Linked DNA regions of Homo sapiens: region 2 is linked to region 1. Evidence: read pairs that join two places in POLR2A ChIA-PET (ENCODE). Cell type or tissue: PC-9. All regions are shown on one strand. Each heading gives the region's core, and the rest is flanking DNA. Links, peaks and the distances in the headings are about the cores only. Region 1 has its middle 35 kb from the start of AHCYL1. Region 2 overlaps LINC01768 (long intergenic non-protein coding RNA 1768).

Region 1 (11,291 bases), core at 2,973-5,472:
TTCGCTCTTGTTGCCCATGCTGGAGTGCAATGGCGCAGTCTCAGCTTACTGCGACCTTCACCTCCCTGGTTCAAGCGATTCTCCTGCCTCAGCCTCCAGAGTAGCAGGGATTACAGGCACCCACCACCACACCTGGCTAATTTTTGTATTTTTAGTAGAGACAGGGTTTCACCTTGTTGGCCAGGCTGGTCTCAGACTCCTGAACTCAGGTGATCCATCCGCCTCGGCCTCCCAAAGTGCTGGGATTGCAGGCATGAGCCGCCGCGCTGGCCAACAATGAGTAATTTTCTAAAACAAAAAACAAAAACAAAACAAAAAAACTCCAACAGTATTTTTTAAAGGGAAAAAAAACACGAACAAGTTTCAGCTCCTAACTCTGCCTTGTGTTGAAATAGAACTGATGGAGAAAGGAGCAGCGATTGGAGCCACACAACCTGGGTTCTGCTCTGGACACCTTAATGAGGAGCTGGGATGAGGTGGTGGAAGCAAGATTAAGAAGGGCTTATGGAAAAGTTAAGATTTAGCCCTATGAAGGTGCCAACTTCCCCACCACTGAAATTCCTCATCATCTAGAGGTTCAAGTCACCTACAAAGGACGCAGGTTATCCCTTCACAATCAGGGCCCAATCTATCATTTAACCGTTTAACCTCATCTCCAGCCACTCACATTCACATTCACATCTAGTAAATGTTCTTCCTCCTTGCCCTTCCTTGGGCTCTCGCTCCCCTTCCCCTTCTCACATCTACTTCCTGTCCCACCACAACCTGCTAAAATGTCCTTCCTCTAGAAAGCTGTGTTGATCCTGCTAGCTGAGTTCATCTCTTCGGTCACTCCATCTGAATCTCCAGTATGTCTTTTATGTCTTTCTCATATGCCTTCAAGCTACTTAAGTGAGTGTCTTGTGGTTTTTTTATGTCTTCCTCATATGCCTTCAAGCTACTTAAGTGAGTGTCTTGTTTTTCTTATACCTAATTACAATAACACCTTTTATTTCTATAATGCTTTACAGATTACAAAGCAAGTTGGCATATATTTTATCACTTGGTCCTCACATCTGGTGAAGCAGCTCTTTCTATCGTTTACATAGAAGGACCTAAACCCAAAGAGGTTAAATAACTGGTCCAAAGTCATGATAACCCAGAGCTTTTATGCTAGCTCTCCCCTGCTGGACTGGAAGTTCCTTGAGGGCAAGAACCCTGCCTTAATTATTTTCATATCCCATCAAAACCAACACAGGAGCTGGTTCAGAGCAGATGCTCAGTAAATGAATATGTATGACCCTGGCCAATCCCTTCACCTCTCCACACCTCACAGTGCTAGGTAAAGATGTTCTTTACGTCCTTCCCAGATTCCTTTATGGCAAGAGTCAATAGCACCACTTCTCTGTATTCCCTTCTGACACCTGGATGAGCTGCATATCTGCAGGGCAATTGTCAGGATGTCCATTCCATTCTGTGCCTCTTCTTTCACTAAACACTAATGTATTAGTTTCCTATTGCCGATATAACTAATTGCTGCAAACTTAGTCACTTAAAACAACACAAATTTGGCCGGGTGTGGTGGCTCACACCTGTAGTCCCAGCACTTTGGGAGGTCAAGGTGGGTGAATCACTTGAGGTCAGCAGTTCTAGGCCAGCCTGGCCAACATGGTAAAACCTGGTCTCTACTAAAAATACAAAAATTAGCCGGGCGTGATGGCTCAGACCTGTAATCCCAGCTACTCAGGAGGCTGAGGCAGAAGAATTGCTTGAACCAGGGAGGCAGAGGTTGCCATGATCCAATATGGCACCATTGCACTCCAGCCTGGGCAACAAAGTGAGACCCTGTCTCAAAAACAAACAAAAAACCCCCACAAATTGATTCAATTTATTATCTTAAATATCTGGAGTTCAGAAGTCTGAAATTGGTCTCAGTGGGCCAGAGTCGAGGTGTGGGTCGGGCTGGTTCCTTCCAGACACTCTGAGGGGGAATCTGTTTCTTTGACTTTTTCAGCTTCTAGAGGCCTCCTGCATTCCTTGGTGTGCGCTCCCTTCCTCCGTCTTCAACGCTCATCACACCAATTGCAGCTTCTGCCATCACATTGCCTTCTCTTCTGTGGGGAGATCTCCCCCTGCCTTCCTCTTATAAGGACTCTTCTGATCACCTTTAGGGCCCACCTGGGTAAGATGGCATTCCTAGTTTCCAGACACGAGGACCTGGATCTGTTTGGGAGACATTATTCAGCCTACCGCAATTATTATTACACCAACAATTTACCTATTATTTGTATATTTATCTGTATCTCCAGTACACTGTGAGCAACTTGAAGACTAAGACTGTACCTTATCTACCTCTCTATTCTCGTCTCCTAACATGGCTCCTCAGATACAGTAGGTGCTTAATAAATAATGATTGTGTGAATGAACAATCCCATACTTACAGACTTCTATTGCTTGTGCCTTAGGGAGCATCACAGCACAACATTCCAAAGAAATCTAAAGCTAACTTTTTTTTTAAAGCCTTAAAATAAATGTCAGTCTTTAGCACAATTATCTTGGGACATAGAGGAGAAGATTATACAACACATTGCACAGCAAAGCTTCCGAAAAATGCCCTGAAGACATTTCTTCCCTCCTCCAGACCCCTTCACTTAGTCCCTGCACTTGCCCGCCCATCCACTGCCTCAGCCAGCGAAATCTGTAACTTTTCCCAGGGAAAATGCACAAGCATCAGGATTTAATTTTGACACTACCCACTCTCAACCAATGGGCAGGCAATCAGCAGGAAGAAAAAAAAAAAAGCACTATCTACTTCCTAAATTCTTGGATGTGTTTCTCAATCTGTCTCTCACACAGTGAGGTCTTCAAGGCACCCGTGGTCTAGTGCCCAATGACCCCATGACTCCATTTGGGACCAGTCCTGCCTCACTCGAAGCAATTCAAGGAGAACTGCCTCTAGCCAGGGTCCCAAGGCTGACTGTGAGACGGCCTCTGGTGAGGGGAGAAACCTGCCTGGTAGCCCAACTGAGACCTGAAGGCTTAGGGCATCCAACCTTCCCACGCCAGCCTAGCATCTCCAGTGTAAATAACTTGAAGGCTTTCTTTCTTCCTCCTCCCAGATCCTCACTGTTTTGGGTAGCTCTTGGTTATAAATTCCTGATGCTTCTATCTGATCCAAACTTTCTTATTCTCTGAGCTGTGCTCCCAGGCACTTTGCTGCATGGCAAGATAACCTTAGTACAAAATAATGATAGGAGCTTGCAGTTAATGAGAATCCCAATGTGGGAGCTTTCCCTGTTTTGTTGCACCTAAACCTCACTGCATCCCTAAGAGGAAGGTGCTGTTGTTAAACTGAGCCACAGGCGTGTAAGTGACTTGCCCAAGGTCACACAGCTAATAAATGGTAGAGTCAAAATTCAAAGCCAGGGCTGGGTGTGGTGGCTCACACCTGTAATCCCAGCACTTTGGGAGGCCAAGGCGGGTGGATCACCTGAGGTCAGGAGTTCCAGACCAGTCTGGCCAACGTAGTGAAACCCCTTCTCTACTAAAAATCCAAAAATTAGGTGGGCATGGTGGTGCACACCCGTAATCCCAGCTACGCGGGAAGCTGAGGCAGGGGGAATTGCTTGAATCCAGGAGATGGAGGTTGCAGTGAGCCAAGATCATGCCACTGCACTTGAGCCTGGGTGACAGAGTGAGACTACATCTAAAAAAAAAAAAAAAAAAAAAAAAAAAAAAGAATTCAAACCCAGGCAGTCTGGCATGGCATGCAGGTAGGCAAAACATCTCATCTTCCTGTTTACCTGCATTATGAGTTGGACAAATAAATTGTAGCTCCTCTCCGTCTTGCCATGTTTCCTGTTTAGAACTTTCAGGCATCCCGTGGCATTTACAGAAGGCTCTGGGTTCACACAGGCGAAATTCCCTCACAATGGATCTTTACTCTGGAATTTTCCCGTCCCAAGGCCTGCCACTCCTGCAGCCTTAGAAGGCACTTCCTCCCTGGTCCCATGCTCCCTGCGAAGTTCTCTACTTTCCAGGAGCGTGGCTTACAGCTTCCTCCTTTGGGCACCCAGTTCCTAATGAAACTGAACCTTTCAGTCCTGCCTGCCTGGGCACCCTCCTCTCTTCATCTTACTGCAGGACAAGTGTGTCCATGAGGCCGAGTTAATAGCGTCCATGAAGTGAAATGAAATCGTTACTTCAAGCCTCAAGCCTCACCAGGGAGTTTCTTAGACTTTTCAATCTGGCAGGTTGGCATAACCCTGTGTAAGAGGATTCTTCACCTAGTACAGTAAGTTCTGGGCAGCGCATTGTTCCAAAGATTAGAATTCTGATCTCAGGGGTGACCTCTCTTGGCTTTATTACAGAAAAATCACACTTCAACATCTCAGGTGGTAGCACTGCTGTGTTGACATTCACATTCTTTCATGTTAAAAAAAGTCCCCAGATTTTCATTCTTAATTGTCCAGTGTGTTATTATAAGAAAAGTTGCTTAGAATTTCCTCTATTATTTGGCACCTGAGTCATTTTCAAGTTTCACTTTTTTACACAGTATGAAACAGATTGATTTTTTTTTGTTTGCTTAATTTTTGGTTTATTTACTTCCTTGTAGATAAGCTTCCAAAAACAGAATAAATACTCCAAAAGATATGAGCATTTTTACTGCCTTTGATGCATATCCTTTTATTGTTTAAGAGATTGCACAAGTTCACATTATCACCAGCAACATATAAGTACCTGTTTCCCCACAGTTCTGTTAACATGGGATTTATTACTTTTACTAGCTTTTTGCTAGTCTAATAGTTCTAGAATGATATGTTAAAGTTGTTTAAATGGGCTTCTCTTTATTACTTTCAAGGCTGTATTTTTTTATGTGATAATTGTTCTTCCTTTTTGGGGGGAATAAACTGTTCCTCTCCTTTGACAATTTACAGAGTAGAATCCAGACACAAGCCAGTATTTTCTCCATCTATTGTTTTCTACTTGGGGATAAGCTTTTAATATTTGTCACATCTTTTATTTCTATAGCATAGTCTTGTATGTAGCTGCTGTAAAGTTCAGAGTAATCTTTATATATTTGGCCAGGTGTGGTGGCTCACGCCTGTAATCCCAGCAGTTTGGGAGGGTGAGGCGGGCAGATCATTTGAGGTCAGTAGTTCGAGACCAGGCTGGCCAACATGGTGAAACCCCATCTCTTCAAAAAAATATGAAAGTTAGCTGGGCGTGGTGGTATGTACCTTTAGTCCCAGCTACTTCTGGGGCTGAGGCAGGAGGATCGCTTGAACCCAGGAGGTCAAGCCTGCAGTGAACGAAGATTGTGCCACTACACTCCAGCCTGAGGGACAAAGTGAGACCCTGTCTAAATAACAATAATAATAATAATAATATATGTTTATATTTCTCTACCTTGTCCTTAATAAATTTTTTTCATTTCTTCAATAGTCAGACATTTACGACCCCTTCAAACATGAGATAACCATGTTATTTTTCCCATTTAAAAAAATACTAAGCTGGGTGCGTTGGCTCACGCCTGTAACCCCAGCACTTTGGGAGGCCGAGGCTGGCAGATCGCTTGAGGTAGGGAGTTCAACACCAGCCTGGCCAACATGGTGAAACCCCCTCTCTACTAAAAATACAAAAATTAGCAGGGTGTGGTGGTACATGTCTGTAATCCCAGCTACTTGGGAGGCTGAGGCAGGAGAATCACTTGAACCCAGGAGTGAGAGGTTGCAGTGAGCCGAGATCACGCCACTGCACTCCAGCCTGGGTGACAGAGTGAGACTCCGTCTTAAACAAACAAACAAACAAACAAACAAAAACTGGTGTAGGTTTTACTCTAATCATCTGAAATTTATATTATTATTATTATTTTTTTTTTTGAGACAGGGTCTCACTCTGTTGCCCAGGCTCAAGCGAAGTGGCATGGTCTTGGCCTCACTGCAGCCTCGACCTCCTGGGCTCAAGTGATCCTTCCACCTCAGTCTCCTGAGTAGCTGTGGTTACAGATATGTGCCACCATGCCTGGCTAATTCTTGTATTTTTTTTTTGTAGAGATGGGGTTTTACTATGTTGCCCAGGCTGGTCTTGAACTCCTGAACTCAAGCAATCTGCCTGCCTAGGCCTCCAAAATTGCTGGGATTACAGGCCTGAGCCACGATGCCTGGCTGTATTATTATACATAATGCCATGTATTACTCTAAGATATTAAATTCCCTTTTTATTGTTTCATTGCTCAAACAATTAGCAAGCAATGAACTCTTTCTGCCTTGTGTTACTTCTGCTTTGTCATAAATTAAGTTTATAAAATAGAATAGCAGTGCCACAGGAATTTCTGTTCTATCTCATTCATTCATTCATTCATTCAACAAATATGTGTTAAGCACCTACTATGTGCCAGGTACCATTCTGGGTGCGAAGGATACAGCTGTTAACAAAACAAACATCCCTGCCCTCATGGAGCTATATCATTCTGGTGGTGGTGGAGACAATTTAAAAATAGATAACAGATGGATAAATAAATAATAAATAAGACAGGAAAAAGTGATAGGGAGCCTGGCATGGGAATGAAAAGTTGAACTTTTCTCTGGGAATCTTAAGGAGGACCTCATTGAGAAGATGCTGTTTTAGCAAAGCCCAAAGGAGGGGAGGGAACAAGTATGCAAATATGTGGGAGAAAAAAGGGTTCCAGACAGAAGCGCAAGTATAAAGGAACATCAAATTTTGTGACCTGGAAAGTGCCTAATGCATTCAGGCCTAGTGAGAGGCCAAGGTGACTGCAGTGGAATAAGTGACAGACAGAACAGGAGAGGTGACCAGACATGGAAGGGCGAGAGCAGATCTTGCAGGGCCAGGTCATGCATTGTAAGGACTGTGGTGTTTACTCAGAGGCAGATGAGAAGTCTAGGATGGTTTTGCACAAAGGAAAGGCAGGATCTGACTTAGCTTATCAGTGCCACCCTGGCTGTGGTGCTAAGAAAGTTTTGATCAATGTACTTTTTGTAATACATTTTAAATCCTGTGAAAGCCCTACTTTTTTTGTATCTTTTCTTATTTTCTAAGATTGTTATCTATTATTCTGCTTCTGTAATTATTTTGTAAGGCCTTAAACTGGTACTACATGAAATCTATTAACTTTGAAACACTGTCACATTTATTATATATGTATTTTTCCAATAATAATCTGGTGTATCTCTCCACTTATTCATATCCTCCTTTACTTTTACTGCTATAGTTTAGTAACTTTCTTGGAATAAATCTTGTGGCTTAAAGAAAATCCTCAAGCAAATTTATTTTTGGTTCGTGGTTATGAATGGAATCTTTCTCTCTTTTATTTTATGTTTTTATTAATATGCAGCTATATTTCACTGACAGAAACGCAATTGTTCTATGTGGGTTTCTTTTGGCTCACATCTTTGCTAAATTCATGTATTATTTATAGTAATTTAGGGGATACTATTCTTGGAACATTCAGATAAATAATCACGTCAACTGGAGTAGTATTTTTTACCCTAATTGTTTTTTTCGGTTTTTTTTTTTTTTTTTTTAAGATGGAGTCTCGCTCTGTTGCCCAGGCTGGAGTGCAGTGGCATGATCTTGGCTCACTGTAACCTTCGCCTCCCAGGTTCAAGCAATTCTTTGCCTCAGCCTCCGGAGTAGCTGGGATTACAGGCGCCCACCACCATGCCTGGCTAATTTTTTGTATTTTTAGTAGAGATGGGGTTTCACCATCTTGTCCAGGTTGGTCTTGAACTCCTGACCTCGTGATACACTCACCTCGGCCTCCCAAAGTGCTGGGATTACAGGCGTAAGCCACTGCACCTGGCCTACCCTAATTATTTATGCCTTTCCCAAACAGCTATTGTCAGCATTTCTAGTACCACATTGAGAAAAACAGACATGGGTGAACCTTCTGTTCTGTTTTCCAGAGAAGCAAGTCTCGTGCATCTCCAATAAGTATGACATTGGTTCTTCAGATTAAGTACATTTTGTTCTTCTTATTTGAGAATAAAAATATCTGCATCTAATTGCAAAGATTTAATAAGGAATACATATTAAACTTTACTGACTGTCTTTTGAACAAGTATTAAAAATATAATTTGCTTAAAAATTGCTTTTCTTTTTCATTTACCATTTAATTTTCCCTATTTTCTCTCTTTTGAAAATTAGCTAGTTAATAAAGTGCCAAGGAATCCAAATGCAATTATATTTTCATTTTTCTCTTTTTGCATGTCTTTGTTATTGCATTATTTAGAACCTAAAACTTGAGGATTATTAAACATTCATTGCTCAACATATGTTATCATTCTTCATATTCGTTATCATAAAATCTCCTTTGCTACTATATACTCAGGCGAGAAGTTAGGATACTCCCATCATCTTAGTCTTTTTTTAAAAAAAGTATTGTGGTTTTAGGCCAGGCGCGGTGGCTCACACCTGTAATCCCAGCACTTTGGGAGGACGAGGTGGGCGGATCACCTGAAGTCAGGAGTTCAAGACCAGCCTGGCCAACGGGGTGGAACCCCGTCTCTACTAAAAATACAAAAATTAGCCAGGTGTGGTGGCAGGCACCTGTAATCCCAGCTACTTGATAGGCTGTGGCAAGAGAATCGCTTGAACCTGGGAGGCAGAGGTTGCAGTGAGCTAAGATCATGCCATTGTATTCCAGCCTGGGCAACAGAGCAAGACTCATCTCAAAAAAAAAAAAAAAAAAAAAGAAGTCTTGTGATTTGTGATTTTTATTCTTTTTCTTTTTCTTTTTCTTTTTTTTTTTTTTTGAGAAGGAGTCTTGCTCTGTCTCCCAGGCTGGAGTGCAGGGGCATGATCTTGGCTCACTGCAACCTCCTCCACCTCCCGGCTTCAAGCAATTCTCCTGCTCCTGCCTCAGCCTCCTGAGTACTTGGGACTACAGGCCCGCACCACCATGCCCAGCTAATTTTTTTTTGTATTTTTAGTAGAGACAGGGTTTCACTATGTTGGCCAGGCTGGTCTCGAACTCCTGACCTTGTGATCTGCCAGCCTCAGCCTCCCAAAGTGCTGGGATTACAGGCGTGAGCCACCACGCCTGGCCTAATTATTTTTCTTATAGATAATTAATAGTTACATTTCTTTTTTAACTCAGTCTTTAAACTTATTTTCTTCTTATAGAGAGTTGTCTTCTGGATGTATAATATAAGTGATATAATTGTAAAATCTTTCATTGGTCCTGGTATTTATCTTTATTTCATCATTCTTGACTTTCTTGTTTTCTTCAACTGGTCTTGGAGAGGAACAGAAGTACCAATACCAATCTTTGTGGTTATATTTTGACAGTCTGGAATCCTTTTTGAGGTTCAAGTTTTTTAGATGGGATTTGACAGATATTTGAATGCCAGGCACATTTTTTGCCTACATTGTCCCATTTATATGGGGTAACAAATGTGGGAAGGAGCTATTATCTTCATTTTGCAGACTTTGAGGCTCAGGGATGTTGGTTACTTGTCCGTGTTTTATATCTAGTAAGTGGTAGAACCATAATTTAAACTTTATTAAATATCATATTACCAGTTGTTTTTACTTTGATTCATTAACCTTGCCTTTTGATAATGTCCTAGAGGATTATTTTTACCTAAAGTTTTTTTAGGTGACTTCTTTGTACCTGGCTGTGACCTTTGCCTCTCTCTATAGGAATCTGCTGATAAAGAGAACCCAGTCCTCCACTTTGGTCTTCAAGAAAAAAGATGGAATCAGTCAATCTCATTAGATTACTGGAAAAGGAGAGGTTCAGATCCAAGTGTGCCCCTCTCGGAATTCCCGAAGTAGCTTCCTTGGCAGTGTTGTGTAGCTGTGGCCTGGGGACCGCCTGCCTCAGATGCATCTGAGAAGTTAACTGCTGTCTAACTAAACAGATCTCTGTCTCCACCTCAGACTTACTGAGTCAGAAGTTCTGGAGATAGGTCCCAGGAATCTATCTACTAACAGGCCCCCAGGTGATTCTTAGGTATACACAAAACTGAGAACCACCACCCAAGTTTGACACGGTATGCCGCCTATGTAGGACACACTCTAGGATGACCCCCCAGTGAGTCATTGGGTGGAAACTGTGACCCCCGTCTGAGCAATAGAAAAATGGCAGACAGTGAGATGGACTCTCATGTTACATTATAGAAGAAAAATGGCATTATAGAAGAAAAATGGCATTATGCAAGAAAAATGTATACATTATACAAGAATGTATATAAGAATGTAAAAAATGTATACATTATACAAGAAAAATGGCAAAGACAGTGGGATAGACTCTCATGTTACATTATACATTATACTTTACATTATGCAAGACTTACATTACATTATGTTGCTACATTATATGAAATTCTGTCCTAGAGGACTAGAGAGAGGTTCTTGTGCTGGCCTTGAAGAAGTAAGAGGCCATGTAGTGACAGCCTGTGAAAAAGTCACATGCCAGGAAGTGTGGATGACCTCTAGAAGCTGAGAGCAGGCCCCAGATGACAGTCACAAGAAAACAGGGGCCCAGTCCTACAACCACAGGCCATGTGAGCTGGAAGAGGACCCGAGCTCCATAAAAGAATGCAGCCTGGCAGAAATCTTGATTGTTACCTTGTGAGACACTGAACAGAACACCCAGCAAAGCCATGCCTGGACTCCTGACCCACAGAGACTGTGAGATAATAAATGCATGCTGTGTTAAGCTACTAACTTTGGGGTCATTTGCTACATAGCAATAGAAAAAACTTAGACATCTTCCTTCTCAAAATTTCAACATTCAGCTTTTTCATAGCATTATTTACAGACTTGGGGGGAGAGGCTGCAAGTAATAACCTATTTATTTATGTTTTATTTTAAATATTTCTTTTAAAATAGTGAATATACCACTACACACTCAATATAAAATTAAAAAGACCAACAACACCAAGTACTGGCAAGGATGAGTACAACTTGAATTCTTATGGTAAAAACGGAAAATGATAAAATCACTTTGAAAAACTGTCATTTCTTTAACAGTTAACAAATATCTACCATAGTATCTAGCCGTTCCACTCAGTATTCACCCAAAATAAATAAAAGCATATTTCTACTCAAATGGAACATTATACACAAATGTTCATAACAATGGCTGTGCAGGGTGTGGTGGCTCATACCTGTAATCCCAGCACTTTGGGAGGCCGAGGCAGGAGGATCACTTGAGGTCAGGAGTTTGAGACCAGCCTGACCAACATGGTGAAACCCCATCTCTACTAAAAATACAAAAATTAGCCAGGCGCCTGTAATCCTAGCTACTCGGGAGGCTGAGGCAGGAGAATTGCTTGAACCCG
Region 2 (11,291 bases), core at 45-2,544, 89 kb before region 1:
GTGTAATACAGTGAAAACAGAGCTCCCATACAATGGGAGGGGACCCACACGGGGCTGCCATTGCCTGCTTGAATGCCTGGGTTTATATCCCAATCATTGTCCCTCCCCCTGTGCTCTCAGGCATTTGATGATTGGCTATTTCTTTACCTCCTGCTTTTGCCTAATTAGTAGCATTTTAGTGAGCTCTCTTTACTACCTGATTGGTCGGGTGTGAGCTAAGTTGAAAGCCCCATGTTTAAAGGTGGATGCAGTCACCTTCCCAGCTAGACTTAGGGATTCTTAGTCGGCCTTGGAAATCCAGCTAGTCCTGTCTCTCACTGACAGAAGTGGGCTTCGGAAGGTTGGTAATAACAAACTTCTCCGAGCTAAAGGAGAATGTTTGAGCCCATCACAAGGAAGCTAAAAACCTTAAGATTAGACAAATGGCTAACTAGAATAAACAGCGTAGAGAAGACCTTAAATGACCTGACGGAGCTGAAAACCATGGCACAAGAACTACATAACGCATGCACAAGCTTCAATAGCTGATTCGATCAAGTGGAAGAAGGGGTATCAGTGATTGAAGATCAAATTAATGAAATAAAGCAAGAAGAGAAGTTTAGAGAAAAAAGAGTAAAAAGAAATGAACAAAGACTCCAAGAAATATGGGACTATGTGAAAAGACCAAATCTACGTCTGATTGGTGTACCTGAAAGTGACGGGGAGAATGGAACCAAGGTGGAAAACACTCTTCAGGATATTATCCAGGAGAACTTCCCCAACCTAGCAAGGCAGGCCAACATTCAATTTCAGGAGATACAAAGAACATCACAAAGATACTCCTTGAGAAGAGCAACCCCAAGACACATAATTGTCAGATTCACCAAGGTCGAAATGAAGGAAAAAATGTTAAGGACAGCCAGAGAGAAAGATCGGGTTACCCACAAAGGGAAGCCCATCAGACTAACAGTGGATTTCTTGGCAGAAACTCCACAAGCCAGAAGGGAGTGGGGGCCAATATTCAACGTTCTTAAAGAAAAGAATTTTCAACTCAGAATTTCATATCCAGCCAAACTAAGCTTCATAAGTGAAGGAGAAATAAAATCCTTTACAAATGCTGAGAGATTTTTTCACCACCAGGCCTGTCTTATAAGAGCTCCTGAAGGAAGCACTAAACATGGAAAGGAACAACTGGTACCAGCCACTGCAAAAACATGCCAAATTGTAAAGACCATCAACGCTAGGAAGAAACTGTATCAACTAATGGGCAAAATAACCAGCTAACATCATAATGACAGGAACAAATTCACACATAACAATATTAAATTAAATGTAAATAGGCTAAGTGCCCCAATTAAAAGACACAGACTGGCAAATTGGACAGAGTCAAGACCCATCAATGTGCTGTATTCAGGAGACCCATCTCATGTGCAGAGACACACATAGGCTCAAAATAAAGGGATGGAGGAAGATCTACCAAGCAAATGGAAAACAAAAAAAAAAGCAGGGGTTGCAATCCTAGTCTCTGATAAAACAGACTTTAAACCAACAAAGATCAAAAGAGATGAAGAAGCCATTACATAATGGTAAAGGGATCAGTTCAACAAGAAGAGCTAACTATCCTAAATATATATGCACCCAATACAAGAGCACCCAGATTCACAGAGCAAGTCCTTAGAGACCTACAAAGAGACTTAGACTCCCACACAACAATAATGGGAGACTTTAACACCCCACTGTCAACATTAGACAGATCAACGAGACAGAAGGTTAACAAGGATATCAGGACTTGAACTTAGCACCAAGCAGACCTAATAGACATCTACAGAACTCTCCACCCCAAATCAACAGAATATACATTCTTCTCAGCACCACACCACACCTACTCCAAAATTGACCACATAGCTGGAAGTAAAACACTCCTCAGCAAATGTAAAAGAACAGAAATCACAACAAACTGTCTCTCAGACCACAGTGCAATCAAATTAGAACTCAGGATTAAGAAACTCACTCAAAACCACACAACTACATGGAAACTGAACAGTCTGCTCCTGAATGACTACTGGGTAAATAATGAAATAAAGGCAGAAATAAAGATGTTCTTTGAAACCAATAAGAACAAAGACACAATGTACAAGAATCTCTGGGACACATTTAAAGCAGTGTGTAGAGGGAAATTTATAGCACTAAATGCCCACAAGAGAAAGCAGGAAAGATCTAAAATCGACACCCTAACATCACAAAAGAACTAGAGAAGCAAGAGCAAACACATTCAAAAGCTAGTAGATGGCAAGAAATAACTAAGATCAGAGCAGAACTGAAGGAGATAGAGATACAGAAAAAAAATTTCAAAAAATCAATGAATCCAAGAGCTGTTTTTTTGAAAAAATCAACAAAATTGATAGACTGCTAGCAAGACTAATAAAGAAGAAAAGAGAGGAGAATCAAATAGATGCAATAAAAAATGATAAAGGGGATATAATCCCCGATCCCACAGAAATACACACAAAATCAATGTGCAAAAATTACAAGCATTCCTATACTCCAAGAACAGACAAACATAGAGCCAAATCATGAGTGAACTCCCATTCACAATTACTACAAAGAGAATAAAATATCCAGGAATCCAACTTACAAAGGATGTGAAGGACCTCTTCAAGGAGAACTACAAACCACTGCTAAATGAAATAAAAGAGGACACAAACAAATGGAAGAACATTCCATGCTCATGGATAGGAAGAGTCAATATCGTGAAAATGTCCATACTGCCCAAGGTAATTTATAGATTCAATGCCATCCCCATCAAGAAACCAATGACTTTCTTCACAGAATTGGAAAAAACTACTTTAAAGTTCATGTGGAATCAAAAGAGAGCCCGCATTGCCAAGACAATCCTAAGCAAAATGAACAAAGCTGGAGGCATCACACTACCTGACTTCAAAATATACTACAAGGCTATAGTAACGAAAACAGCATGGTACTGGTACCAAAACAGAGAGATAGACCAATGGAACACAACAGAGGCCTCAGAAATAACACCACACATTTGCAACCATCAGATATTTGACAAAACTGACAAAAACAAGAAATGGGGAAAGGATTCCCTATTTAATAAATGGTGCTGGGAAAACTGGCTAGTGATATGTAGAAAGCTGAAACTGGATCCCTTCCTTACACCTTATACAAAAATTAATTCAAGATGAATTAAAGATTTAAACATAAGACCTAAAACCATAAAAACCCTAGAAGAAAACCTAGGCAATACCATTCAGGACATAGGCATGGACAAGGACTTCATGACTAAAACACCAAAAGCAATGGCAACAAAAGCCAAAATTGACAAATGGGATCTAATTAAACTAAAGAGCTTCTGCACAGCAAAAGAAACTACCATCAGAGTGAACAGGCAACCTACAGAATGGGAGAAAATTTTTGCGATCTACCCATCCGATAAAGGGTTAATATCCAGAATCTACAAAGAACTTAAACAAACTTACAAGGAAAAAACAACCCCATCAAAAAGTGGGCAAAGGATATGAACAGACACTTCTCAAAAGAAGACATTTATGCAGCCAACAGACACATGAAAAAATGCTCATCAGAGAAATGCAAATCAAAACCACAATGAGATACCATCTCACACCAGTTAGAATGGCAATCATTAAAAAGTCAGGAAACAACAGATGCTGGAGAGGATCTGGAGAAATAGAGACACTTTTACACTGTTGGGGAGTGTAAACTAGTTGAACCATTGTGGAAGACAGTGTGGTGATTCCTCCAGGATTTAGAACTAGAAATACCATTCAACCCAGCAATCCCATTACTGGATATATACCCAAAGGATTATAAATCATTCTACTATAAAGACAAATACACACGTGTGTTTATTGCAGCACTGTTCACAATAGCAAAAACTTGGAACCAACCCAAATATCCATCAATGATAGGCTGGATTAAGAAAATGTGGCACATATACACCATGAAATACTATGCAGCCATAAAAAAGGATGAGTTCATGTCTTTGCAGGGACATGGATGAAGCTGGAAACCATCATTCTGGGCAAACTATCTCAAGAACAGAAGACCAAACACCACATGTTCTCACTCATAGGTGGGCATTGAACAATGAGAACACTTGGACACAGGGCGGGGAACATCACACATGGGGACCTGTCATGGGGTGGGGTGCAGGTGGAGGGGTAGCATTAGGAGAAATACCTAATGTAAATGATGAGTTAATGGGTGCAGCAAACCAACATGGCACATGTATACCTATGTAACAAACCTGCACATTGTGCACATGTACCCTAGAACTTAAAGTATTAAAAAAAAAGAACATATTCAAAGTATTATCCAAGTTACTGTAAAGGACAGAGTCATGCAATTTTCCTGTGGGCCAGCATCATTTGGTCAATCCAATCGGGTGTTAAACTAGCTGAAAACCCTCAACTTGTACCATCATCGAACCCACATTTTTCCTAGCTTATCCGCAAAAATATTATAAGATGTCATTTCAGCATTTTGTTGGTTTATCAGAGCAGATAAGACATCTGTTTAATAATCTGTAATTAGTGTAACTTGCCTTACCAGTCTGGGATTCAAATAAGATTCTCATTATTTCTTATTTTCCAGATTAATCTCCTGAATCCCCACATGCCCAAATCAATTTGTTACCAGGCTGCTGTAACGAAGTACCACAAATCGGTGGCTGAAAACAACAGAAATTTAATGTCTTGCAGTTCAGGGGGCCGTAAGTCTGAAATCAAGGTGCTGGCAGGGTTGGCTCCTTCTGGCTGGTAAACCTTGGCATTCCTTGACTTGCAGGTGCATCACTCCAATCTCTATCTCCAAGGTCACCTGGACTTCCCATATGAATCTCTGTGTCCTCTCCTCTTCTTATATGGATACCAGTCACATCACATTTAGGGCCCACCCAAAACAAACAGACCCTCATCTTAACTGATTACATCTACAAAGACCCTACTTCCAAATAAGGTCATGTTCTCAGGTTCCAGGTAGATATGAATTTGGGGTGGTGGGGGTTGCTATTCAGCCCAGTACACCAAGTAAGTGTCAACCTAAAAGGAAGAAGCTGAGGCAAAATTAATGTAAGGAGTTTATTTGGGCCAAGCTTGAGAATTGCAACCAGGCAGCATAGATTCAAGTTGTCCTGAACACACACTCTGATCAGCAGCAGTTACAAGTAGACTTTTTTTTTGAGACCGAATCTCATTCTGTCACCTGGCTGGAGTGCAGTGGTGTGATCTCGGCTCACTGCAACCTCTGCCTCCTGGGTTCAAGTCATTCTCCTGACTCAGCCTCCTGAGTAGCTGGGATTACAGGCGCCCGCCACTATGCCCAGCTAATTTCTTTTGTATTTTTAGTACAGAGGGCGTTTTACCACATTGGTCAGGCTGGTCTTGAACTTCTGATCTCGTGATTCGCCTGCCTCAGCTTCCCGAAGTGCTGGGATTACAGGCATGAGACACCGCGCCTGGCCACAAGTGGATTTTTAAAGGCAGAAAGTGGGGACAGGGAGTAGGCTGATACAAAGTTGTTTGTCAGGATTTCTCATTGGTTTACGAAAGTAACATTGGGCCAGCATGGTGGCTCACGTCTGTAATTCCAGCACTTTGGGAGGCTCAAGTGGGTGGATCACCTGAGGTCAGGAGACAAGCCCGGCCAACATGGTGAAAACCCCATCTCTACTAAAAATACAAAAATCAGCCAGATGTGGTGGTGGGCGCCTGTAATCCCAGCTACTTGGGAGGCTGAGGCAGGAGAATTGCTTGAACCCGGGAGGCGGAGGTTGCAGTGAGCTGAGATCGTGCCATTGCACTCCAGCCTGGGCAACAAGAGGGAAACTCTGTCTCAAAAAAACAAAAACAGAAACAAAAACAAAAAAACACACATACACAAAAGTAACATTGAAGAGTGATTTGCTATACATTATTAAGCAATATAGTGTCCAAGTGCTATTTGTGGCAATAGCAAGCAGTTTTAAGAGATGAATACATAGCTCAAGGGGGAAGTAGAATGTGATTGCTTTCTCATTTTAATATCTCTCTGGGACTGATGATTTAAAAGGACTCACATTCCTCAACTATAAGTTCTTTTCTTTCCTCATGAGCAAAACCCTCTCTCTCCCTGCTGCCTGTGCATTGTTGTAGTTTATGCAGTGTTTGGCTGAAGGAACCCAGGCTCTCTCTGATGCTGCCATCTCTATCACTGTTGAAACTAGAATTCCCCCACTCCCACCCCAGCTCCTGATGCACTGCTGCTAATGTCACAGGGTGAACCCCAAAATTAAGGTTCAGCCTGGGAGGCCATGTGAGTTCTTGGCTTTGCACAAGAGGGAATTCAAGAGCAAGCAAGCAAAGTGAAAGCAAGTTTATTAAGAAAGTAAAAGAATAAAAGGGGGGCTACTCCACAGGCAGAGCAGCCCTCATGGGCTGCTGGCTGGCTATACTTATGGTTATTTCTTGATTACATGCTAAATATGGGGTGGATTATTTATGAGTTTTCTAGGAAAGGGGTGGAGATTTCCCGGAACCAAAGGTTCCTCCTCTTTTTAGACCATATACGGTAGTGCAGTGGTTGCCATGGTATTTGTAAACTGTTGTGGTGCTGATGGGAGTGTCTTGTGGCATGCTAATGTATTATAATTAGTGTATAATGAGCAGTGAGGACCATCAGAGGTCACTTTTGTTGCCATCTTGGTTTTGGCTGGCTTCTTTACCACATCCTATTTTATCAGCAGGGGTCTCTGTGACCAGTATCTTGTAAACCAGTCCTGCCAAAGTCCTATCACACAAATAGTCCAGCTCCTGACGCGAGCTGCATTGAGTCCTCCTGCAGTGTCATGCTTAGACAAGAGTGTACCACATGTGGGCTGCTACACACAGACACCCCTCTGGTGAAGCAGCTGGGCTTTCTGGGTGTGTCAGCCTCAGCCATGCACCATGCCAGAGGACAATCAAGCCATCGTTTCACACCTCCTCTTCCACTTGGGTGGGTGCAGTGGGTGTGAGCGGTGGTTCTTGGTCATTTCAGGTGGAACCCATCCATGGATTCAGGTACGATCATTTCAGCCCATCAGAGTTACCTTTTGCCTCAAATAAGAAGGGAGTGGTTCAGATCCGTCTTCTCCCAGAAGGCTCCTTGTGCTCCTGTATACATTTGTCCAAATGCTTCAGCAACCAGCTCTTCATACCAAGAAATATAGAGAACAGCCTTTGTCAAGCCACACAGTAGGGAAAAAATGTCCAGTTATATCCTCTTCTCAGGATGATGGGTGCCTAGCTGCCCACATTTACGTAACTGAAGGAGACCATTCACACGATTGTTCTAAGAACAAAGACTTCCTCTAAGAAGATTGGCTGCCTCCTCTTGCTAGCTGGCAACTTTTAAGTGGCAGTTCATTGAGGCAGAAAGATGTAAAATTCCACTTTCTAGGCACTCCATTACAAATCTAGTTCACACTTGTACCATGAATTAATGTTGTTTGGAAGTCAGAGGTCGTTAAATTTACCCCATTTAGACATTCCTCCGTTTTGAAAACTGACAAACATTTCACACTTCCCTGGCTGTTGGCTCCTTTCCCAAATTTCTCAGAAATCACGGACAGTAGTTCTGCAATCACATCCCCGAGTTCCGAGGAGATTCCTCTAAAACCAGAACTCGAATGTGGCCAGATGCTTCCACCACCTCCTCATGGCTGCGCTCCACGTTCTTCTGGAATTTGCCTTTACACTTTCCGGTTTGAGAATTACTCTTCTTGAGGGAGAAAAACATTATGCATGAAAAAATTTGTCCCCTCCACTAAGTGTGGGGCCTGGATCTTCCCCATTGTTTTTCTTGCTTCAGATACTTTTCTAAAACAGGGTTTCTGGTTTCTGTCATTTGTTTAAGCCTCAGCTCATTTTACGTGTTAGTATTCCTGACCCCAGTCTTGTGGGCTGGTGCTGCTTTGGGCATTTGTTTTCGGCCCTCTGCCCCTTCCCACTGCTATACCTGCTCTTTGAAATTCTGAACTCACCGTGTATTTGAGGTGGTTCTTTAGATGACTGCTCTGGGCCCAGTTCGCCTTCCTTCTCAATGAGGTTATTAATTATTCCTTGGTCTGTTTGTGGAGCCCCTACTACATGTTGGGTACAGCACTAGGAACTACTGATATACCAGGGAACAAAAGCAGATATGGTGCTTGCTCTTACAAACTCAAAGAAAGGGGCACTGTTCAAATAATTACATAAATAAATATAAAATTACAGCTCAATAACTGTGAAGAGGCACATAGCGAAGAGTTTATAAGGAGCCTTTTTTCTTTCTTAAATCTAGTTAAAGATGCAAGAAAGGGATCACTGAGATCTAAAAGATGAGTGGGAAGGATTGACTGAGGTCAAAAAGGAAGGAAACAACTCAATTTAGAAATGAGCAAAAGATCTGAACAGGCACCTCACCAAAGTAGATAGATGGCAAGTAAGCATATGAGCAGGTGCCCAACATCATAGTCACTAGGAAATTAAAGATCAAGGGATTTTTAGGGTAGTGAAACAGTAAGGGTGGGTATCTATCATTATACATTTGTGTAAACCCATTGAATGTACAACACAAAGAATGAATCATAATGTAAGCTATGGCCTTTGGGTGATAATGATGCATCTACGTTGGTTCATCAGTTGTAGCAAATGTCCCACACTATTTCGGGATATTGAGGGTGGAGGAGGCTGTGTGTGTATGGGGATGGGGGTGGGGGTGGGACAGGGTATATGGGAACTCTTTGTGCTTTCCACTCAATTTTGCTATAAACCTGAAACTACTGTAAAAAAAAAAATAGCCTATTGATTTTAAAAAGGGTTGGGGTACAGACAGGGGGAAGAGAAGGAGCTTTCCAGGAAGAGACTTGCACATGCAAAAGCCCTGTGGCACAGGAAAATTTGGTGATTGGGACTAAAGGAAGGCCATTATGGGTAGAGTAAAGAGAGTAAGATGGAGCTTGATGAAGCTAGAGAAACAGGTGATGCCCAGACTCAGCAGGGTCTGGTAGGCTGTTAAAACTGTTTTTCTTTATCCTGGAGGTGCTAGAAAGCCAGTGAGTGGTTCTAAGGGTGGGAGGTAGGATAGGGATGATGGGATTGCAATCAGATTTATATTTCAAAATAATCACTGTGGGTATAGTGTGGAGGGTGGAGAATGCCTTGAACTCTAAAAGGTGCCAGAGTTGATATGGGGAGACCAGTTGGGAGCCCAGGTGAAAAATAAAGGTAGTCTGAAGGAGAGTGGATGATGCGGGAATGGGAAGAAGCAGCAAGACAAACTTAGGATTTAAACTGGACAGAATTTAAAGGGGGATGAAAAAGGAAACAAGGAAGAAGGTGGGGCCCAGCATGTTTCCTTGGTTCATTTGTGACTACATAATGAACATATTACTTCTTAGAAATTTCTGTCCCTCTTTAGCCATATTCTCCTTCAATATTTTTGACTCATGCAAATTTCCCAACTTGTTGAAATCTGCTCTCCTTGAGTGAGATGAACAGGTCCCTTCTGCACCATAAAGAGCTCCACAAAGCCATTACTTTCTCCCAAGCTCTAGTCACTTGTGCATCATAAACCAATATTGACATATGTTTTTAACATTAGATCCAACAAAGGAGTTCTTCTTATTTCTTCTACTTTTGGATAGTTGAGCTCATAAAGCAAATTAAACATTCTTGTGTTGTCTGCAGGATGAGTGATGGCCACGGTTATATACGAGCTTACCATGTACCAGGCACTGTTTTGAGCACATCATTAGCTCATTGAATTCTCCCAAGAACCCAATGAAGTAATACAATTATCATCCTCATTTTAGGGGGAAACAGACACAAAGGGGTTACATAACTTCATTATGTTCACACAGCCAGGATTTGAACTCTGGCTCTGGAGTCCATGCTCTTAGCCATTATTCTAATCACCCCCTCAAACATGGTCTTTCTGAAGGATTTTTCAAGCCAGTTCTGAAGAGAGAAATCTTTTTGCCTCTGGGGTCTCAAAAATGGAGGATAGAAATCTGCAGGTGTGGCCAGGCATGGTGGCTCACTCCTGTAATCCCAGCACTTTGGGAGGCTGAGGCGGGATCATGAGGTCAGGAGATCGAGACCATCCTGGCCAACATGGTGAGAGCCCGTCTCTACTAAAAAAAATTAGCTGGCCCTGGTGGTGTACATCTGTAGTCCTGGCTACTTGGGAGGCTGAGGCAGGAGAATCTCTTGAACCCGGGAGACAGAGGTTGTAGTGAGCCAAGATTGCGCCACTGCACTCCAGCTTGGCAACAGAGTGAGACTCTGTCTCAAAAAAAAAAAAAAAAGAAAAAAAAAAAAAAGAAATCTGCAGGTGCATATTGCATGGGGAAAAACAGGAAAAGAACAAAGCTGATCCTGACCCACAGGATAATCTAAAATGAGAGATGGGAAAGGATGGAGAAAAACAGAGAAATAAAAAGAGAGAGAGAAAGAGAAAGAGATTTTAAATGGCTGTGGGCCAGGCACAGTGGCTCACGCCTGTAATCCAACACTTTGGGAGGCCAAGGCAGGCGGATCAGTTGAGCTCAGGAGTTCAAGACCAGCCTGGGCAACATGGTGAAACCCTGTCTCTTTAAAAAAGGAACATAAAAATACAAAAGTTAGCCAGGCATAGTGGTGTACCCCTGTAGTCCCAGCTACTCAGGGGGCTGAGGTGGGAGGATTGCTTGAGCCCAGGAGATGGAGGTTACAGTGAGCTGAGATTACACCACCGCACTCCAGCCTGAACAACAGAGTGAGACCCTGTCTCAATCAATCAATCAATCAATCAGCCACAGAAGACCATGATGGCCAAGAAATAAAAAACAGCCAATGCCAGCAACTCTCAAGGACTGTTGGCCATTTTCCTAACAGTCAGAAGGTGAATGTCAATCTACTGGGAGGCATGAGAAAACACAGGATGGACACTTGACTCCTAAAACATAGGCCTAAAAGCCAGGTGACTGGAAGAACTTAAAGAAGACCAAGGCAGGTTCACACCTTGGCTGTGGTTCTTAATGGAGTATGTATGTAAGGTCTCCAAGGAAATGGAGGCCTTAACTCCTGACACAAGACTTACAGAATCTCTTGGAGTGGGGTTGATCCTAGGCATCTGTAGTTCTTAAAAGCTTCTTAGGTGATCCTGATAGGGGTCCTTGGTTAAGGTCTCCAGCTGATGCTTGTAAGAGATCTCCTGGGGAAGTATTTACCGGGTGCATAAGAGAGAAAAATAAAATCCCAACACAAAAGTCTACTTGAGGGTCCTGGAATTAA

What was found. Peaks named below come from ENCODE experiments on the same cell type or tissue, not always from the same donor. Only the 100,000 strongest peaks of a DNase experiment are listed, where the experiment ranks them.
Region 2: POLR2A ChIA-PET joins it to region 1 with 10 read pairs; 2 of 35 experiments call an interaction of 5 or more read pairs at or near these places.

The regions. Positions count from the first base shown.
Region 1 is chr1:109,943,864-109,955,154 of GRCh38, forward strand. No RefSeq gene overlaps it. Among named protein-coding and RNA genes, the nearest start is that of AHCYL1, 35 kb to the right of the region's middle. In PC-9, for the core only: no CTCF peak of the experiment used is centred there; a DNase peak (open chromatin) is centred at 4,498; H3K27ac peaks cover 2,141 bases.
Region 2 is chr1:109,857,826-109,869,116 of GRCh38, forward strand. All of the region lies in intron 4 of LINC01768 (long intergenic non-protein coding RNA 1768), which reads left to right. Among named protein-coding and RNA genes, the nearest start is that of LINC01768, 35 kb to the left of the region's middle. RefSeq lists an enhancer at 7,048-7,593. In PC-9, for the core only: no CTCF peak of the experiment used is centred there; no DNase peak of the experiment used is centred there.